Linked DNA regions of Homo sapiens: all the other regions are linked to region 3. A link is a contact called in ENCODE Hi-C or POLR2A ChIA-PET data. All regions are on one chromosome and are shown on one strand. Each heading gives the region's core, a stretch centred on a gene start or an enhancer-like site at or near the end of the contact. The rest is flanking DNA. Distances are from core to core; before and after follow the strand shown. Region 1 holds the start of LINC01101 (long intergenic non-protein coding RNA 1101). Region 2 holds the start of CLASP1 (cytoplasmic linker associated protein 1). Region 3 has its middle 210 kb from the start of TFCP2L1. Region 4 has its middle 36 kb from the start of INHBB. Region 5 holds the start of INHBB (inhibin subunit beta B).

Region 1 (3,295 bases), core at 671-3,170, 610 kb before region 3:
GAGCCTCAGGGAAGGCAAGTAACTCACCCAGGGCCACACAGCCCGTCACAGCTCAGTCAGGGCCCCAGGAAGGACAATCCCATGGCTTGGGGTGTTGGGAAGTTTGCCTTCATTCAGTCCTGCGAAGCCTCGGAGGAAAGGCTGAGCTTGGTGCTGTCACCCTGTCTCCCTCCAGGTCACCTCCAGGTCACAGTGTGGCTGGGGCTCTTGGGCCTTCAGTTTTCTTCCTGCCGAGTGGGTTCAGGAAGAGCAGGCTCTGAGTCACTGGGGCCCCGGCTGGTGATGGGGGCTTAGACACGTGTATGGTCCATTGCTGCCCTCCAGGGATGAGGCTCATCTCAGGACCGTGCCCTGGCTTCTGTCAAGGCGGCTCTGTGGTTGTTCGGGGCCTACTCTGTCCGGCCACAGCTCTGGGCCTTTTTCCACCAGCCTTCTTTGAGCTCTCCCTTGGCTTTGGGAGCAGCATGAGATTTTTCCATGCTTCCGGCTCCGTTGCCCACAAGCTGAACAGTGACTTGGTGTCAGGGTGGCAAAGAGAATAGGTGCCTTACTGGGAATGGGCAGTGGTGGGGGATCAGGGAGAGGGAGGCTAGAGGGTGGACAGGACCTCCCAGCAGCGGCAAGAACAGCTCCAGCTCCTGCCTTCTTGGAACCCTTCTGCCATGGAGCCCCCCAGGCTGAGGAGGCCTCATGGGGGCCATTTCGCACACCAAGAGGCTGAGTCACTTGCCCAAGATTGGGCCTCTGGTGAGTGACAGGCAATTGGACCGGTCAGGGTGACCCGGGGCATGCGGTCTCACCACCTCACCACAGTGCTCTCTTCCCACGGCAGCACCCTGCCTAGAGGATGGTGGCTGGGCCAGGCGCTGCCCCCACTGCCTCACAGGCCTCTTGGGGGTCAGAGATGGACAGGGGTTTAGGTAGTCCCTCCTCCATCCTGTCCTCATGGATGGATGCCTGTGCCCTCCCTAGATTTTTCTCACGGTCCGAAGGAAGGGCTAGCCCCTGGAGAGCATCTTATCTCTTGTTTGATGGATGGCCCAGAGAGGGTGAGTGGCTTGCCTGGGGCCACAGAGCAAACTGGAGTCAGGGCCACCCAAACACAGGAGTCCTGACTCCCAGACACTCATGCACTGGCGGGGCAGGGCCTACACTGTCTTCCCTGCTTCCCAGGAAGATACCTTGTGGGTAGATGTGGGAGGGAACAGGCCGGCCTTGACCAGTGCCATCCACTCAGCTGTTAAATATTCTGGGAATCCATAAAACTGACAGCCAACTCGTGGGGATGGTCGTGGCTCCTGTGTTCCCCACCAACCAGCAGGGGCACCTGGGGAAACCTCCAGTGCAGAAATCGTACTCTGCCATTTCCTGTATCTCCAGCTATTCCCCATCTGAAGAGTGAGGTGGTTAGACCAGGTCCCTGGTTTTCTTCCAGTCACCCCCTGCTGGAATGCCAGGAGCTCTCTTCTGTGCTGGGGGAAGCTGCCGCTGGCCTCAGCTTCCCCATCTGTGAGATCGGGCTCCATGCCCGTCTTGTTGGACTCATCAAGAGACCCATGGGGAGGAAAGAGCTTGCAAGGAGAGCAGCTAAGGAAAGACCGGAATCGTCCGAGCCCTTTGTCCCTTCCTGTATCAGCAGCAGGCGACCTGCCCACCAGCCGGGGCCTCCCGTTCCGTTCCATTCCGTTTAAGTAAGCTCTTTCCCTGTGCAAGGGAGCAACCGACCTCAAAGGCCCGGCCCACAAAGGGGCCCCCGACATGGCTGGGAACAATGCGGCCTGTTTACCTGACAGATTGTCCGCTTTCTTTTCATCTCGTAGGAAAAGAACTCCCACGGGGAGCCGCTAATCCCAGAGTAAACAGATGACCTCGTGGTGCCTTTCTCCCGGAGGTGGGGTTCCTAGCGCAGCACCCCAACTGTGCAAACAGACCCTGGAGGGCTCGATGCGCCTGCGGGGGCGTGGCTGGGGACCTGGGCCTGGGCCAGGAGGGGCCTTTCCCTCTCGCCAGCCCTCTTTTCTTCCTTTGTGATTTCAATTGAATGGGGAGAAGCTCAAAGGCAGGGGCATGAAAGGTCAAAGCCAATTTGCAGGGCCAAGTGTGGGGGAGGAGAGAAGGGCCCAGACCAAGCATTCTTTTTGGAGGCCTGACCTTGACCTGGAAGCAACTCCTCCCTCTCTCGGCTCTTCTGAGGACACTGCCCTGGCAGAGCTGGCTTTGCCTTCTGGCCACCCCCCTTACTAGCTGTGTGACAGAGGCCAGAAAATGCTCCTTTCTGAGCCTCAGTTTCCTCATCTGGAAAGCAGAGATACAGGGACCTGTCGGGTAGGACTGCTGTAAAATATTGTGGTGTGCTTTCCATAAGTGATGGCTGTTTATGATTAGGGAGGGAGTGAGGCTGAGTCTTGAAGCTGGAATGCCAGTGGAGGCCAGAGGGTATTCCAGGCTGGAGGGACAGGCAGAGCTGGGACAAAGGCACTCAGATGGCAATGAATAGTGTTTGTCTGGGAGACTGAATAAAATAGGCTCTGAAGCAACATATTATTGTAGGGTGGTTATTTCTGGGAAGGAAACAGAATTCCCCCTCTTCCCAGCAGTGTGACCTTGGGCGAACCATTTGACCTCTTGATCCTTCAGTTTCCTCGTTTATAAATGGGGATGCAAAGTCTTGTATCGAAGGACTTTCATGAAGATGAAAAGAACCTGATGTACAGCAGACACTCAAACATTAGCTTTTAGGGCTTTAGAAAGGTCAAGTTCTCCCAGTACTTTGGGAGGCTGAGGCAGGTAGATCGCCTGAGGTCAGGAGTTTGAGACCAGGCTAGCCAACACGGTGAAACCCCCTCTCTACTAAAAATACAAAAAATTAGCTGGGTATGGTGGCACATGCCTGTAATACCAGCTACTTGGGAGGCTGAGGCAGGAGAATTGCTTAAACCCGGGAGGCGGAGGTTGCAGTGAGCCGAGATTGTGCCATTGCACTCCCGCCTGGGCAACAGAGTGAGACTCTGTCTTGAAAAAAAAAAAAGAAAGGGCAGGTTGTAGGTTCTTTATGCCCTGAATGAGGCTGTGGGAGTCTGGTGGAGTCAAAGACACAGGAGACCCATCACGCCCACTTGGTCACTAGCAGACAGCCCTTTCCCTTGGGCTGCAGGGAGCCAGGGTGGGAGCCTCACAAAGGGTGTAGCCTTGAGCACCCAGCTGGCCCAAGGGCCTGAGCCTGCAACCCCCCTTTCCTGGGCTGTATCTTCTGGTCTGTTCCTTGGATCTCCTGGGCCTGCTCCTCTCATCTTAG
Region 2 (3,531 bases), core at 179-2,678, 570 kb after region 3:
AACAAATGTAAAAAATAAATAATATTCAATACTCTGAGGCACTGTGCTACTTTTTATCTATATGGTCGCAACATCAATGTTGCTATTCTCCCAATCCCTTGATGAGCAAACGGAGCCAATATCCAGGATCCCTCATATCGAGAGGTCAGTTACCGTCGTAAATAATCGTAGTAATAAAAACAATTTCTAATGCCAGAATTGAAAACGGACTGTGGCACCCAAATAGGGTCCAAGGTACATGGCGGCATGAAACTATTTCTCGCTTCTGACTCTTCTGCATCACGGTCTCCCAAAGGACTAGAGAATCTGAAGCTCTCATTGCCACATCTACAAATGAAAGTATCATGTTTAAAGAGCTCACAGGTTCTACGAATGGTCAGTATTTAATGAACGCACCCCACTACACAGAAACTCACCCAGCTGCAAACTCAGCTGCAAACTCACCACAGCGTGCTTTCAGACTCCACATTAATTTTTTTTAATTTTAGAAGCAAACAACTATTTTAAAAATATTATGTAATAATTTAAACTCTGGAAAGCCCCATACTCATCCCAGCAGCTCGGAAAACGGAAAGCAAAATTCGATTAGCTCCATTGTACCTAGCCAGGCTAACGTGCAAGATCACACACTCATCTTCGTCAGAGCGTCTCTGCCAATACCAAAGAACAACAAAGGCAAGTTGAGAAGTCTGCACAGGCTTAACTCAGCACTTGTTCGCTTTCCCAGCTTCAGAAAGAAGCTCTTCGAAGGCCCCGGGAACCAAGGGGACCTTGTGCATCCCATCAAGCCGGCCGCTCCGCTCGGCGCCGCTCGCGCAGCTTTTGTCTGGCCCGGTTGGGAGCCCAGGACGGGAGCCCGGGCCGCCCGCCTCCCGGCACCCCTTCTCTCTGGATCTTTCTTCACACCCATCACTCGCCAATGACTAGTTGTTGTGGGTTTCTCTCCCTCGCCCCCTCCCTTCCTTTCAAACGCGCCCCGGGCTCGCTGGCTTCTCCCACCCGGCAGGGGAGACTCGGGTTAGGAAGGGGGCCCGGGTGGGGTCTGGAAAAGGGAAACAGAGAGGGGCACACAAAGCCCGACTGACCCCAGGGCCGATCCCCTCCCTCTGCAAAGCAGCCTGGGCTCAGCGACCTACTGGTTGGATAAACAACCCTCGCATCCCGCTCCTCGCCAGGCTCCCACCTCAGGGCCGCCCCATCCCCCCAAAGTGCACCCAAGAGCCGATGACAGCGCTGGACATCGCCCCCACCCAGACCCGGCGCCCGCCACTGCGCGGGAGGGGCCAGGGCCGCGAGAGGGCTCGGGTCTGACCCTCCGCCCCCTGACCGGGTACTTACAGCCCTGTTTTTCGTTACTGTTGCCGCTGCGGACCAGAGAGCCGCCGCCTTCTCCTCCACCCCAATGAGGTTAAGCGCTTGGTGCGGGGATTAAAAAAAAAAAAAAAGAAAAAAAAAAAAAAGACCGAGAGAGCGAGAGAGACGCCGAGGGCGCCTGCGCAGTGCGGTCACCCTTTTTCTTCTTACCGCCACCAACCCGGGTACACCATAGAGAGCGTAAACCGAGACCAGAGAGGCGGCTGCCTCTCTATGGTAACGCCCCGCGCAGGCGCTGGCCTGGCCGTGTTAGGCTTCGCTGGCGTAAAGTCCCCGGGAGCTTTGCCCCTCACGGAGAACGTTAGTTGACCCTGATGGGGACCCGTAGGGTAAAGGTTTTGTTTTTGTTTTTTTTTACGGAAAAGGTTGTGGTTAGGCCCCTTGGAAAGTTGCGACAAAACTCGAGTTAGACAAGGAAGGTCGGAACTAAGTGGCCACAGCAACAATGCACCAGCAAGCAGGGAGCGTGATAGGAAGAGCTAAAGAGGAATCGGGAAACCCTGGGTAAAAGTCGTCCAAGTGGAACTTCCTTTGGTCGGGGGTCTGATACTCGAAGGAAACGGTCTTTCACTTCTGGGTTAGGGCGTCCGCCCAGAGGGCGACTGCAATGAAGGAAATTGTGCCCTGCGACTTCCCGTAACAGAGCTGTGTGTCCACGCTCCCTTTTCCGAGCAGGCGCGGACGCTTGTGCCGGAAGTAAACTTGTTAACGGTTCTTTGCCTTTTGGGGAGGGGAGACAGCCCAGAGAAGGCTTTGGAGACCCTTGAGTCGGCCAGCGAGCAGGGTTTCTTACTTGAGCGCCTCCACAAATAAACGCTCCTTCGCTCCTCCGTCGCGTGCGTTTCCCTGGGATAATAAGTGGGAAAGTGGTGGCTTTTATTTTTTTGAGACAGGGTCTCACCGCCGTCGCCCAGGCCGGATGGAGTGCAGTGGCGCGATCACGGCTCACTGCAGCCTCGACTTCCCAGGCTCAGGTGATCCTCCTGCCTTAGCCTCCCGAGTAGCTGGAATTACAGGCGTGCACCACCCCCCCCCAACTACTTTTTGTATTTTTTTGTAGAGATGGGTTTCACCATGTTTCCCAGCCTTGTCTCAAACTCCTGACCTCAAGTGATCCGCCGTCTTGGGTCTTCGAAAGTGCTGGGACAGCAGGAGTGAGCCACCGCATCTGGCCCGGAAAGTGTTTTGGAGCGTAGAAAAATGCAAATTATAGGGCTGCCTTCAAGGATCCCGAAGGACCCACAGATTTGCCGCATCAGGCTCCTATGCACGCCGGTAATTTGATGTGTTGAGATGCACTGCCCAGTGCGTTGTTTTTACTGGAGGAGCTTGTGTGCGGAGCTCCTTGCTAGTGTATGTGTTGGGATGGGAGAGAAGTGCGGGAGAACTATGAGATAATGCCCCCTGATCCTCAGGGTCTTAGGAGGTATGGTCGGAGAGGCTAAGCTAAAGTATGAAAGCCGTGTGTAGGCCCTTCTGTGTAGTGCAGAAAAGGTAGAGGTATGTGATTTGAAAGAGTAGGGATGACATGGAGGATGCGACTCCTGGTTGGATCTATAAACTAATGTCTTTGGAACGAAAGCACATGCAACCTTTTGAAAATGGATGGGTGATAATGAAAGACCATTCCAGAGAAGAAACACCATGGTGCAAAGGCTCAAGAGGCATACTGGAAGTACAATGAAGAGAGCAATCTAACTGAAATGGGAAAAAAAGAAACAAAGAGTAAAAAGTAAGATTTGATGAGAAAGATGGAATCGATTTTTAAATTTTTTTATCTACACAACAAAATTTATTATCTTAACCATTTTTGAGTGAATAATTCGTTAGTATTAAGTATATTTACCTCGTGCGGCCAGTCTCCAGAATTCTTTTCATCTTGCAAAACAAACCCCGAACCCATTAAACAATTTCTCATTCGCCATTTTCCAGCTAGCCTTGGTAACCTCCATTCTAGTTCTGTCTCTGTGAATTTGACTGTGTACCCCGTGTAAGTGGTATCATACAGTATTTGTATTTTTGTGACTGGCATATTTCACATAGCATAATCTCCTTGTGGTTTATCCATCTTGTAGCATGTGTCAGAATTTCCTTCCCTTTTAAGACTAAATAATATTCCATTGTGTGTATATACCACTTGTGTTATTTCCACCTTTT
Region 3 (3,476 bases), core at 723-3,222:
CGTGAGAGGACATGCACGCGCACACACACACAGACACACACACACACACAGACACACAGACACAGAGACACACACAGACACACACACAGACACACAGACACACACGCACAGACACAGAGACACACACACAGACACACACACACAGACACAGACACAAACACACAGAGACACACACGCACACACAGAAACACACAGACACACAAAGACACACACACATAGACACAAACACACACACAGAGACACACACATGCAGGAACATACAGAAACATACACAGACATACAGACATACACAGACACACACACGCACTACACGGACAGACACGCGGACACCAACACACAGACACAAACACACAGAGACACACACACGCAGACACCCACAGACACACAGACACAGACACACACGCAGACACACACAGACACACAGACACACGCAGACACAGACACGTATACACACAGACACACACACAGACACACAGACACACCCACAGACACACACACAGACACACACACATACATATATAGACACGCACACACACACAGATACGCACAGACACACACAGATACATAGACACGCACGCACACACAGATACACACAGACACATGCAGACACACAAACACGTAGACACACACACACAGACACACACAGACACACACACACACGACCTATTACAGGGACTTGGCCTTGTGAAACCTTGGGCACTGGCCACCCCGTCTAAGGGAACTGCTGCTTCTCCGGTGCGTGGAGCTGGCAGGGCGGGCGTGGGGAAAAGGGGATGACCATGAAGTGGGGTAGGAGGACAAACGGAACCTGACAGGCTGAGCTGGAACTCCCACCGGGAAGTGGCAGACCCCAAGTCAATCTGTCCCCTGCTCTAAGCCTCTACCTTCGAGGATGGGCACCCCGTGGAAGAAGCCGGCACTTTCATGAACTAAGCATATACCTGGCCTGGGAGTCAAGAAGGCCACAGGAGGCTCTGGCTGGGCTGGAAGAGCTATGCCCCAGCTGCCTGGACACCAAATCCATCTCCTGAGATCAGCAGCACCTGCGAGTCCCCTGTGTGTTGGGAGGCACTGGCCCCTCTCGCCTTCTGAGTGTAAAAGGAAGACATGACTGCTGCTCCCTCTGCCCCTCCCCTGGGGCCCCAGATAACCCAAGCCTGTGCAGGGAAGGGAGTTCTGGGTGCTGCAGTTCAGCTCAGCTAGGCTGACCGGACACACATCTGTCACACCACCCCAGAGCCTAACCCATGCCGGGTCCTGGAGCTACTCCCGGTGGTGGCCACACTTCCTGCCTCCAGGAAATCCATCATCTCCTGGGAAAGACAAGTCAAGAGACAAAAACACCATTGAATGTGCACGGTGAGGTGGGCAATAGCCATGCAGGCCTGACGGGGAGAATGTGTCCCGTACCAGGGGAAGACTGCAGTGGCCCCCAGGGATGGAGAGGGCCGAGGTCCCGGGGAGGGGGCAGCTGTGCCAGCTCCAGGGCCTTCACTTCTGGGCCTTGGGCTGATGATGCTCCCCTGGGGAGGGCAAAAGGGAGGACAGCGAGGAGCAGGCTTTGGGTGGGACCAGCTGGGAACAATACCTGTGTCTGCCTTGCCAAGCCTCACAATTCCTATCTAGAAAATGGGGTTGTTGGGAGAATTGAAGATAAAATATATACAAGTATTGCACTGGACCTGACTCTCCCCACCCCAAAGTTGACCATTCCCAAAATTGACAGTGTCGTTATCTAGGTCCTAAAAAATCCAAGGGAGAAATGAGATTTCCTGTGTCTTCCCAGAAGCTACGCCACTGCTCTTGAACTTGGGAATTGCCACGAAGTGCAGGGGGTGGGGTGGACACGGAGGTCTGTAGGGCCGAGGAAAAAAAACACGACACAACTGGGGCCTTCCAGGGTCTCCCCCGACCCCTGTTCATCCTGCCTGCAGCACCTCATTCCCAACGAGGGCCTGCAGCCAGCTCCTGCCATCTGCCATGAGTTATAGAAAACAGGCAGTGATTAATCAGCCAGTCAACGCCGCGTGCAGCTATCCTCTTTCATTTATCTGCCCCCTGACCCCCCCAGCACAGTCCACGCAGCAATAGGCAAGTGTATTAATCATACGCTTTAAAAATATTTAAAGGAGGAGCTGAGCCTGGAGCAGAGTCTCCTTTAATGGACTCATTTTCAGCTGAGGGTGAGTATGCTAATTAGGAGATAAAACAAACGGGCTGTTTGAAATGCAAATGAGCTGCTGGGAGCACTTCTGGTCCCTTCCTTCCCTGCCGCCTGTTTGGGAGGCTAAATCTTATTTCTCCCAGCCGCTTCCCGCCACCGATTTCTAACCAGAAAAGATAGTGGCTGATTCTAAAACTGAGAGGTACTAGGTCGTGTTTTCACCGCCCCCCCTCCCCGCCCCCCGCCTTTGCCCTGGATCAAGGAGCAGAGAGGACAAAAGTTGCCCCAACTCCAACTCCAGCATGAAAAAACCCCAGCCGGGAGGGGAGGCGTGGCTGCTCTCCCCCCATCTCCTGGCACCCACCCAGTCCTCCCCATCTCTTGCCAACCCTGCCCCCTCAGTTTCTCTCCTCTCCTTTTCCTCTGCCTCTGCCCAGCTTGGCGTTTCCCAGCTCGCCTCCCTGCCCACCTCCTTGCCCTCTCCATTCCGTCAGCTGCTAGCAGGAGCCTCGGGCACAAATCCAGAGCCTTCCTGGCTGCAGCCTTTCCTGGGGTCCCAGGCACCACTCCCACCTACCACCCAGTCTAAACCCCGCCTCCTGTCCCCGCTGCCCTGGGGCCCTCCCTGCCCCATCACAACCACACACCTGCTATTCCCTCCTCTGGGCTTGGGGAATCCTAGTGCCCCTGCTTGGAGCCTTCCCTCCCACCTCCCGTGGCTGGCTCCCCAGCCCTTCAGGACTCAGGGCGCATCACCTCCTCAGGGAAGCCCTCAGACCTCCTGGTGCCTTCGTGATTCCTGGATCTGGCACCTGTCTTGGGTGTGACAAAGCATGTATGTGTTTGTGGATTTGTCACCCCTCTTCCCAGGACCTAGGGCTCCTTGGCGCAGGAGCTGTTTTCTCCCCTGCCATGCGCCGTGCCTGCTGGCACATGGCTAGCATCTAGTGAGTGCACACTGAGTTGAGTTGATTGCTAGGAGGCCCATGAGCTCCCTGCATCCCCTGACAGGCACTGCACCAGCCTAGGGAGCCCTGGCAGCTCGGGATGACCACCTGCTCTAAGGCAGGTCTGGAGAGGCAGAGAGGAGCATTCAATCCAGGGGCCACCTCATTTAAGATACGCAGTGTTCCACCTGGAAAGACGGCTCCAAGTCCACCCCTGCCAGTGGGGCTTGTCCCAGTGCAGCGTCTGCTTATTCTAGGAGACGGGAAGAGTGACCTGCACTGTCAGGCAGGGTCAGACGCTGCCTCTTAACTTCGCCGGCTCAGACTCTTGGCTGGTTCAGGTGTGGAGCTTCCAGCCCCAGCCC
Region 4 (3,505 bases), core at 397-2,896, 760 kb before region 3:
TGGGCTGCTGTGGCTAGAAGGGGGTTAGTTTGCCCAGCCTGGAGCATGGCAGCCTCTTCGTGCTACCTGCCTCTGGGCACCTGTGCCAAGGGGTCCCTGGCATTGCAGGCCCAGGGCATCATGTCCTGTTCTTTGGGACCCAGGGGCGAGGGGAATTTGCTTGAGTTCACACCGCAGTAAACATTGTACTGGTAAAAACCTGTACGCTACTCATGAGATTCACTTTTTCTAGGTAAGCGGGTGGTTTGGGTAGTCTAAAGATTGACACTGGCATTCTTTGGATGCTGTCTCAGCTTTTCTCATGTTCCATCTCCTCAGAATGGGTAGTAACACATTTATTGATTTTTTTTTTTTTGAAATGGAGTTTCGCTCTTGTTGCCCGGGCTGGAGTGCAATGGCGCAACTCGGCCCACCACAACCTCCGCCTCCTGGGTTCAAGCGATTCTCCTGCCTCAGTCTCTCAGGTAGCTGGGATTACAGGCGTGCACCACCACACCCAGGTAATTTTGTATTTTTAGTAGAGATGGGGTTTCTCCATGTTGGTCAGGATGGTCTCAAACTCCTGACCTCAGGTGATCCGCCCGCCTCGGCCTCCCAAAGTGCTGGGATTACAGACGTGAGCCACCGCGCCCGGCTGATTTTTCTACACTGATTTTCAACACTTAGAATAAATCAACTTTTCAGTAGCTGTTTTCTCATCTCTGTTTAAAATACTCAGCATTCCCCATTTTCTGAACTTACAAAAAGTTTTGACATAAATAATTAACAGTTTAACAAAAATCTTTAACACTGAATATGAGAACTTTGCCTTTCGAATTTAAAGAAAAAAGTCACTTGGCTTTTTTGTTTTCTTTTTTTTTTTTTTTGAGACAGGGTCTCACTTGTCATCCAGGCTGGAATGTTGTGGTGCCATCATAGCTCACTGCAGCCTCAATCTCCTGGACTCCAGCAATCCTCCTGGCTCTGTCTCCCGAGTAGCTGAGACTACAGGTGTGGCCAGCTAATTGCTTGATTTTTTTTGTACAGATGGGGTCTCGCTATGTTGCTTAGTCTAGTCTCAAACTTCTGGGCTCAAGTGATCCTTCTGCCTCAGCTTCCCAAAGCATTGGGATTATGGGCTGGGCATGGTGGCTCACACCTGTAATCTCATCACTTTGGGAGGCCGAGGTGGGTGGATTGCCTGAGGTCAGGAGTTCGAGACCCGCCTGGCCAACATGGTGAAGCCCCATCTCTACTAAAAATATAAAAATTAGCCAGGCGTGGTGGGGCACCTGTAATCCCAGCTACTATGGAGGCTGAGCCAGGAGAATTGCTTGAACCCGGGAGGCAGAGGCTGCAGTGGGCCAACATCGCGCCACTGCACTCCAGGCGGCCTGGGCAACAGAGCGAGACTCAGTATTTTTTTTTAAAAAAACAAAAACCCACAAAGCATTGGGATTATGGGCGCGAGTCACCGTGCCCGGCCTCACTTGACTTTTCTGTGCTTCACCTTCCTCATCTGTAAAATGAGGGGGGTAGTAAGCCATTCTCTGTTTCTGAGGTGCTGAACTTCTGGGGCTACCCTCTCCCAGGCTTGTGGTTAGGATCAAAGGAGGACAAAGCACAGGTGTTGGCTGCCCAAACACACACCAGGGGTGTAATCACACCACAAAGAGTTCCATTGTGATGCTGCAGCTATTTTAAATAGAATTGCTTCTCTTCTGTCTCAGGCTTATTTGCTTATAATGCTTCATTTGTATATGACTTTTCAGAAACCTGTTCTATAGATTGAGATTCCCACATCAATTGCTAAGCCCTAGCACAGAGGCCTAGCTAGGTCACCAAAAAGGTTTAATGACAAATTCGGGGTCTTTGCATTCCTGACTGTACATTTTTGATGGAATCTCCTCTCCATCATGTCTTTGACTTGTTGCTACTGTTTCAACCAAAACAGTACTGTTTTGAACTGGCTGTTCAGCCAACAGCCAGTACTGTTTCTACTGGCTGGTTTGTTTGTTCGTTTGGTTTTTTGTTTGTTTGTTTTAGATGAAGTCTCTGTCGCCCAGGCTGGAGTGCAGTGGCATGATCCTGGCTCACTGCAACCTCCACCTCCCACGTTCAAGCGATTCTCCTGCCTCAGCCTCCCGACTAGCTGGGATTACAGGTGTGCACCATCATGCCCAGCTAATTTTTGTATTTTTAGTATAGACAGGGTTTCACCATGTTGGCCAGGCTGGTTTCCAACTCCTGGCCTCAAGTGGTCCACCCGCCTCGGCCTCCCAAAGTGCTGGAATTACAGGTGTGAGCCACTGCGCCCTGCCTCTCCTGACTGTTTTTACTCAAATGCCAGGAAGTCATTGGTGCCACAATCTGACTTTCCGTCAGCACTGGCCTGCATGTCCCATTGAATTGGGATAGTGTTCTTCAAAAAATATGGCACGAAATACTAGTTCTTAGAAATGCAAATTGGTTTTTCAGGAAACAAGGGTTTTATGACTGAATGTGCTCATGGAACATTGCATGTTCATGTTAGAGTCCTCCTTTCTGGAGGTTCAAAGCCCTTATTAGGACACTTTATTTTTAATCCAATATTTTCTGGGCTTATTTGAATAGGAAACACTTTTTTTTAAATTAAAAAAGTTGAGAACAAAACACTTATTCATATACTACAGGTCAAAACAATCTTTGGCAAATGCTACACATGTGCACAGATATGGTTTCTTTTGAAAGTTTATGTTAGCTCTGGAAGACCCTAGAGCTCCTTGGCTGCTGCCTGAACCCTGTGACCCGATTCCTTTAAAATTACACTTTTTGGCTGGGCGTGGTGGCTGATGCCTGTAATCTCAGCACTTTGGGAGGCAGAGGTGGGAGGATCACTTGAGCTCAGGAGTTTGAGACCAGCCTAGGCAACATGATGAGACCCTGTCTCTATTAAAAAACAATAACTAGAAAAATTAGACATCTTTTTTTTTTTTTTTTGAGATGGAGTCTTGCTCTGTCGCCCAGGCTGGAGTGCAGTGGCACAATCTCAGCTCACTGCAATCTCTGCCTCCCAGGTTTAAGGAATTCTCAGCTTCAGCCTCCTGAATAGCTGGGATTTCAGGGACGTGCCACCACGCCCAGCTAATTTTTTTGTATTTTTAGTAGAGATGAAGTTTCACCATCTTGGCCAGGCTGGTCTTGAACTCCTGACCTCGTGATCCACCTGCCTCGGCCTCCCAAAGTACTGGGATTACAGGCGTGAGCCACCGCGCTCAGCCGAAAAATTAGCCTTCTTTTTAAAAAGCATGCTGCTTTAATAAACTTATCATTTCCTATGTTTTTTCGTGGTTTGTTTGGAAATTAGCAACTAGCTTTCCTCTTCTGGTTCATCATTGATTAGCCATAAACGGATCCAGAGATTCCTATTGGAACCTGTTTGGGGCCCTCTAGCTCTTCCTCTGCCCACCTACAGGAAGAAGCCTCACAGGTGACTCCACTGTGGACTTGCAGACCCTGGCCCTAAGGGTTCATTCACCATCCCTGA
Region 5 (3,521 bases), core at 439-2,938, 730 kb before region 3:
ACCCCGCTCGCCTCGCCAGGCTCGGCCGCGAGGGAGCGCCCCGGGAGGGCCGGGGGCGGCCACGGCGGCGGGAGTCGCCTCTGCTGGTTGGGGAGGGCGGCAGCTGGGACAGAGGCAGGGCCTGCGCGGCGGCGGGGAGGCGGGAGTGGGCCGGGAGGAGCGCCTGGGTCCAGCGCCTGGAACCCGTCGGTGCCGCCGGCCGCCCAGCTGGGCAAGGGTCCGGGGCGCCCACGTGGTGGGAAAGTTTCGAGGTAGCAAAAGTAGCCCGGCATTGCGGGGGGTGGGAGGGGAGAGGAGGGGAGGGGAGAGGGCCGGCTCGCCCCTCCTTCTCGGGAAGGCAGAAAGGAAAAAAGCGGTGGGAAGCAGGGGTGAGCGCGGGGAGCGGGCAGCCCCAACCTGAACAGATTCCGCTTTCTCCTCCTCCCCCCACCCCGGGAAGCTCGAGCGGGGAGGTACGGACCGTCTCCTCTCGCACGGGCAGGACGACACCCTCCCTCCCCCCCTTTTTTCTGCCAACGTCTATCTCAACGCGCGCGCACATACGGAGATTGTGCGGCTTTTTTCCCCCTTGGGAGAAAAAACGGGGAGAGTAAAAGAAGAGAGACCAAAGAGAAGAACTCCTCCTCGGCGAGCTCCGCACTCCGTGCCGCGGCCCGGCGCGGGGACGCCGCCGCCGCCCGCCCGCTCTCTCCCGGCCCTGCGGCGGGTGCCAGTACGAGCGCGAGCGAGGGCACTGCACCCGGGGACGCTGCGAGACTTTTCGGCGCTCGAGCCGACCTCGCCGCCGCCGCGGCAGGCAGAAGAGACAGGAGCGAGAAGGGCCCTGCCTCCCCCTCGCCTTCCTCGCCCGGCGCCCCGCGCCCGGCCGGGCCGCGCAGGCAGGCGGAGGGAAGGAGGGAGGCTGCGAGGAGGCGGGCGGAGCAGAGGCCCCGGCGAAGCGCGCTGCGGCCGCCCGCCCGTGGATGCGGCGCCCAGGGATCCTGGAGACAACTTTGCCGTGTGACGCGCCGGGAGGACTGCAGGGCCCGCGGCCGAGGGCTCGGCGCCGCCTGTGAGCGGGCCCGCGCGGCCGGCTCTCCCGGGCACCAAGCTTGCTCCGCGCCACTGCCCGCCGGCCCGCGGCGAGGACGACCTGCCCGTCTCCGCCGCCGGCGGCCCTTCCTGGCGCGAGGCAGTGAGGGCGAGGCGCTCAGGTGCGAGCGCGGGGCCCCGCCGCAGCGCCCGCCGCAGCGCCGCGCCAAGCCGCGCCCGGCTCCGCTCCGGGGGGCTCCAGCGCCTTCGCTTCCGTCTCAGCCAAGTTGCGTGGACCCGCTCTTTCGCCACCTTCCCCAGCCGCCGGCCGAACCGCCGCTCCCACTGACGCTGCTTTCGCTTCACCCGAACCGGGGCTGCGGGGCCCCCGACGCGGAAAGGATGGGGAGAAGGCTGCAGATGCCGAGGCGCCCCGAGACGCCCGTGCGGCAGTGACCCGCGACCTCCGCCCCGCCCGGCGCGCCCCTCGGGCCCCCGGGGCCCTCGGCGCCCCTTCCCTGCCGCGCGGGAACCCCCGAGGCCCGGCCGGCCCCCTCCCCCTGCGAGCCGGCGGCAGCCCTCCCGGCGGGCGGGCGGGCGGAGGCCCGGGCGGGCGCGGGCGCGGGCGGGGGCGGGGCGGGGCGGCGCGCCCGGAGCCCGGAGCCCGGCCCTGCGCTCGGCTCGACTCGGCTCGCCTCGCGGCGGGCGCCCTCGTCGCCAGCGGCGCACCATGGACGGGCTGCCCGGTCGGGCGCTGGGGGCCGCCTGCCTTCTGCTGCTGGCGGCCGGCTGGCTGGGGCCTGAGGCCTGGGGCTCACCCACGCCCCCGCCGACGCCTGCCGCGCCGCCGCCACCCCCGCCACCCGGATCCCCGGGTGGCTCGCAGGACACCTGTACGTCGTGCGGCGGCTTCCGGCGGCCAGAGGAGCTCGGCCGAGTGGACGGCGACTTCCTGGAGGCGGTGAAGCGGCACATCTTGAGCCGCCTGCAGATGCGGGGCCGGCCCAACATCACGCACGCCGTGCCTAAGGCCGCCATGGTCACGGCCCTGCGCAAGCTGCACGCGGGCAAGGTGCGCGAGGACGGCCGCGTGGAGATCCCGCACCTCGACGGCCACGCCAGCCCGGGCGCCGACGGCCAGGAGCGCGTTTCCGAAATCATCAGCTTCGCCGAGACAGGTGGGTCCGGCCCTCCGGCTGTCTGCCGCGGTCCCCGCTCGCTCCCGCTCTCCCTCTCCTTGCTAGCTCCGGCTGCCACCGCCGCCACCGCAGCCCGCGCGCCCTGGGGCAGCCTGGACTCCCGGCAGAGCTCCTTCGGCCGTGGCCCTGCGCGCTCCGCCCGGGTTGCAGTCCTCTTCCCCCAGGCCGCAGACCCTTGCCTGCTGCCTCAACCCCCCGCCGCCGATCGCCTGGCCCTCCACCCCTGCTCTCCGGAATCGGGCCCCAGCGCCTCTGGGCGCGCGTCCCCCTCCCGGCAGATGCGCGCGGCCCTGGCTCTGCGGGCACTTGCTTGGTGATTGCTTAATGTTTTTGTTTCCCACGATCGGAGTGTAGGCTTAGCAGTGTGGATGGAGATGTGTGTGCTTGTTGATATACGTGGGCCGGAGGAGAGAGAGAGTGTGTGTGTATCTGTGTGTGTGTCTGTGTGTGTGTGTGCCTGCGTGAGAGGCCCCTGGGGCCGCTTCCATCACCGGCGGCGTGGGCTTGCCAGGATTGCTGAAGCCTCGCTGGGGAGAGCTAGGCAACCTCTCTTCCGATTGTGTGGGCACCGGAATCGGGCGGAAGGCAGGCTTCTCAACAGGTCCATCATTTACACAGAGAAAGCCGCGGTTCGGGGACAGCCCCGTGCCTCTCGGCTTGCCTGGCAGCTGCAGCAGACCCCTCGCCCGAGAGGCAGAGTCGTAGTTAACAAAGGGTATGGCTCCTTTCTGGAATCCGCCCCCCCCCCCGGCCCCAGATTGCAAATCTCTAACACTGTCTAAATATAAAAATCAGGGAGAGAAAAATCTTTCGGAACTTTAAAAGAAGGAGAAAAATGTGCCCGCGCCAAAATGCTGCAAGTGCTTTCGACTCCGCTGTCCTTTTCAGGACTTGAATGAGCCAGGCTGGCTTTTGTGCCTGGAGCTCGGCCCCATTTGTGCCGAGGGGACTGCGGAGAAGGTCGCAGAGGGGGAAGCCCCGGTGCAGTTAGGGCGGGGGCAAGCGGGGAGCCTCGGTGGGGGGAGCGGTTGTGCCCCTGGCTGCAAATGCCCCCCACCCCACCAGGCAGCAGGCAGCCCGGGGATGAAAAGGGATGAAAAGTTTTGCATGGCCGGGTGTGGAGAAAAGCAGAGACAATCGGGGCTGGTTTGTGCTTAGAAAGAAATGCATTGCCGTTTTAGCTGTCCACTAAAGTGAGTCAGGGAAAGCTCGCCATGCAATTAGAGGGCTCGGATTAAAAGGTGCTTTGGGGCCCAGAGTTAGAAATGTGATTCTGGAAGGTCGAGGAGGCCTTTTGGTCCCGGTGGCACA

What was found. Hi-C counts contacts between places; a loop is a spot of excess contacts on that map. ChIA-PET counts read pairs that join two places held with the same protein, here RNA polymerase II (POLR2A). Pooled maps may share reads with other maps.
Region 1: POLR2A ChIA-PET joins it to region 3 with 16 read pairs in WTC11. The contact joins the promoter of LINC01101 here to the enhancer-like site in region 3. POLR2A ChIA-PET finds 5 or more read pairs at or near these places in 4 of 52 experiments (Caco-2 and WTC11).
Region 2: a pooled map shows a loop between it and region 3 (12-fold over the local background). The contact joins the promoter of CLASP1 here to the enhancer-like site in region 3. A Hi-C loop is called at or near these places in 6 of 50 pooled maps. POLR2A ChIA-PET finds 5 or more read pairs at or near these places in 3 of 52 experiments (HEK293, HEK293T and activated CD4-positive, alpha-beta T cell).
Region 4: a map of PC-9 shows a loop between it and region 3 (7-fold over the local background). The contact joins two enhancer-like sites. A Hi-C loop is called at or near these places in 2 of 168 maps with a recorded cell type or tissue (PC-9 and transverse colon) and 6 of 50 pooled maps. POLR2A ChIA-PET finds 5 or more read pairs at or near these places in 3 of 52 experiments (AG04449, PC-9 and WTC11).
Region 5: a loop to region 3 is called in a map of dorsolateral prefrontal cortex, with 4 times the contacts of the local background. The contact joins the promoter of INHBB here to the enhancer-like site in region 3. A Hi-C loop is called at or near these places in 39 of 168 maps with a recorded cell type or tissue (HepG2, IMR-90, PC-3 and 25 more), 4 of 37 single-sample maps with no recorded cell type and 39 of 50 pooled maps. POLR2A ChIA-PET finds 5 or more read pairs at or near these places in 3 of 52 experiments (PC-3 and WTC11).

Annotation. Positions count from the first base shown.
Region 1 is chr2:120,464,429-120,467,723 of GRCh38, forward strand. It overlaps LINC01101 (long intergenic non-protein coding RNA 1101), which reads right to left and starts at 1,921. Exons shown (of 1, transcript NR_027181.1): 1 at 1-1,921. RefSeq lists an enhancer at 1,675-2,217.
Region 2 is chr2:121,648,034-121,651,564 of GRCh38, forward strand. CLASP1 (cytoplasmic linker associated protein 1) reads right to left here and starts at 1,429. Exons shown (of 41, transcript NM_001395891.1): 1 at 1,339-1,429. NIFK-AS1 (NIFK antisense RNA 1) reads left to right here and starts at 1,621. Exons shown (of 4, transcript NR_037857.1): 1 at 1,621-2,348; 2 at 2,435-2,649. RefSeq lists enhancers at 383-1,011, 1,012-1,638, 1,670-1,939.
Region 3 is chr2:121,073,269-121,076,744 of GRCh38, forward strand. No RefSeq gene overlaps it. Among named protein-coding and RNA genes, the nearest start is that of TFCP2L1, 210 kb to the right of the region's middle. RefSeq lists enhancers at 1,141-1,991, 1,574-2,473, 1,992-2,843 and a silencer at 1,885-2,179. Within about 2 kb of position 1,973, at least 3 of the 41 ENCODE cell types and tissues checked have a DNase peak (open chromatin) inside an H3K27ac peak, as active enhancers do; they include dorsolateral prefrontal cortex and ovary, where a contact is called at or near this core.
Region 4 is chr2:120,308,770-120,312,274 of GRCh38, forward strand. No RefSeq gene overlaps it. Among named protein-coding and RNA genes, the nearest start is that of INHBB, 36 kb to the right of the region's middle. Within about 2 kb of position 1,647, at least 2 of the 41 ENCODE cell types and tissues checked have a DNase peak (open chromatin) inside an H3K27ac peak, as active enhancers do.
Region 5 is chr2:120,344,448-120,347,968 of GRCh38, forward strand. It overlaps INHBB (inhibin subunit beta B), which reads left to right and starts at 1,689. Exons shown (of 2, transcript NM_002193.4): 1 at 1,689-2,189. The coding sequence starts at 1,742. LOC105373989 (putative cuticle collagen 91) reads left to right here. Exons shown (of 3, transcript XM_047446882.1): 3 at 440-1,546. The coding sequence ends at 1,467.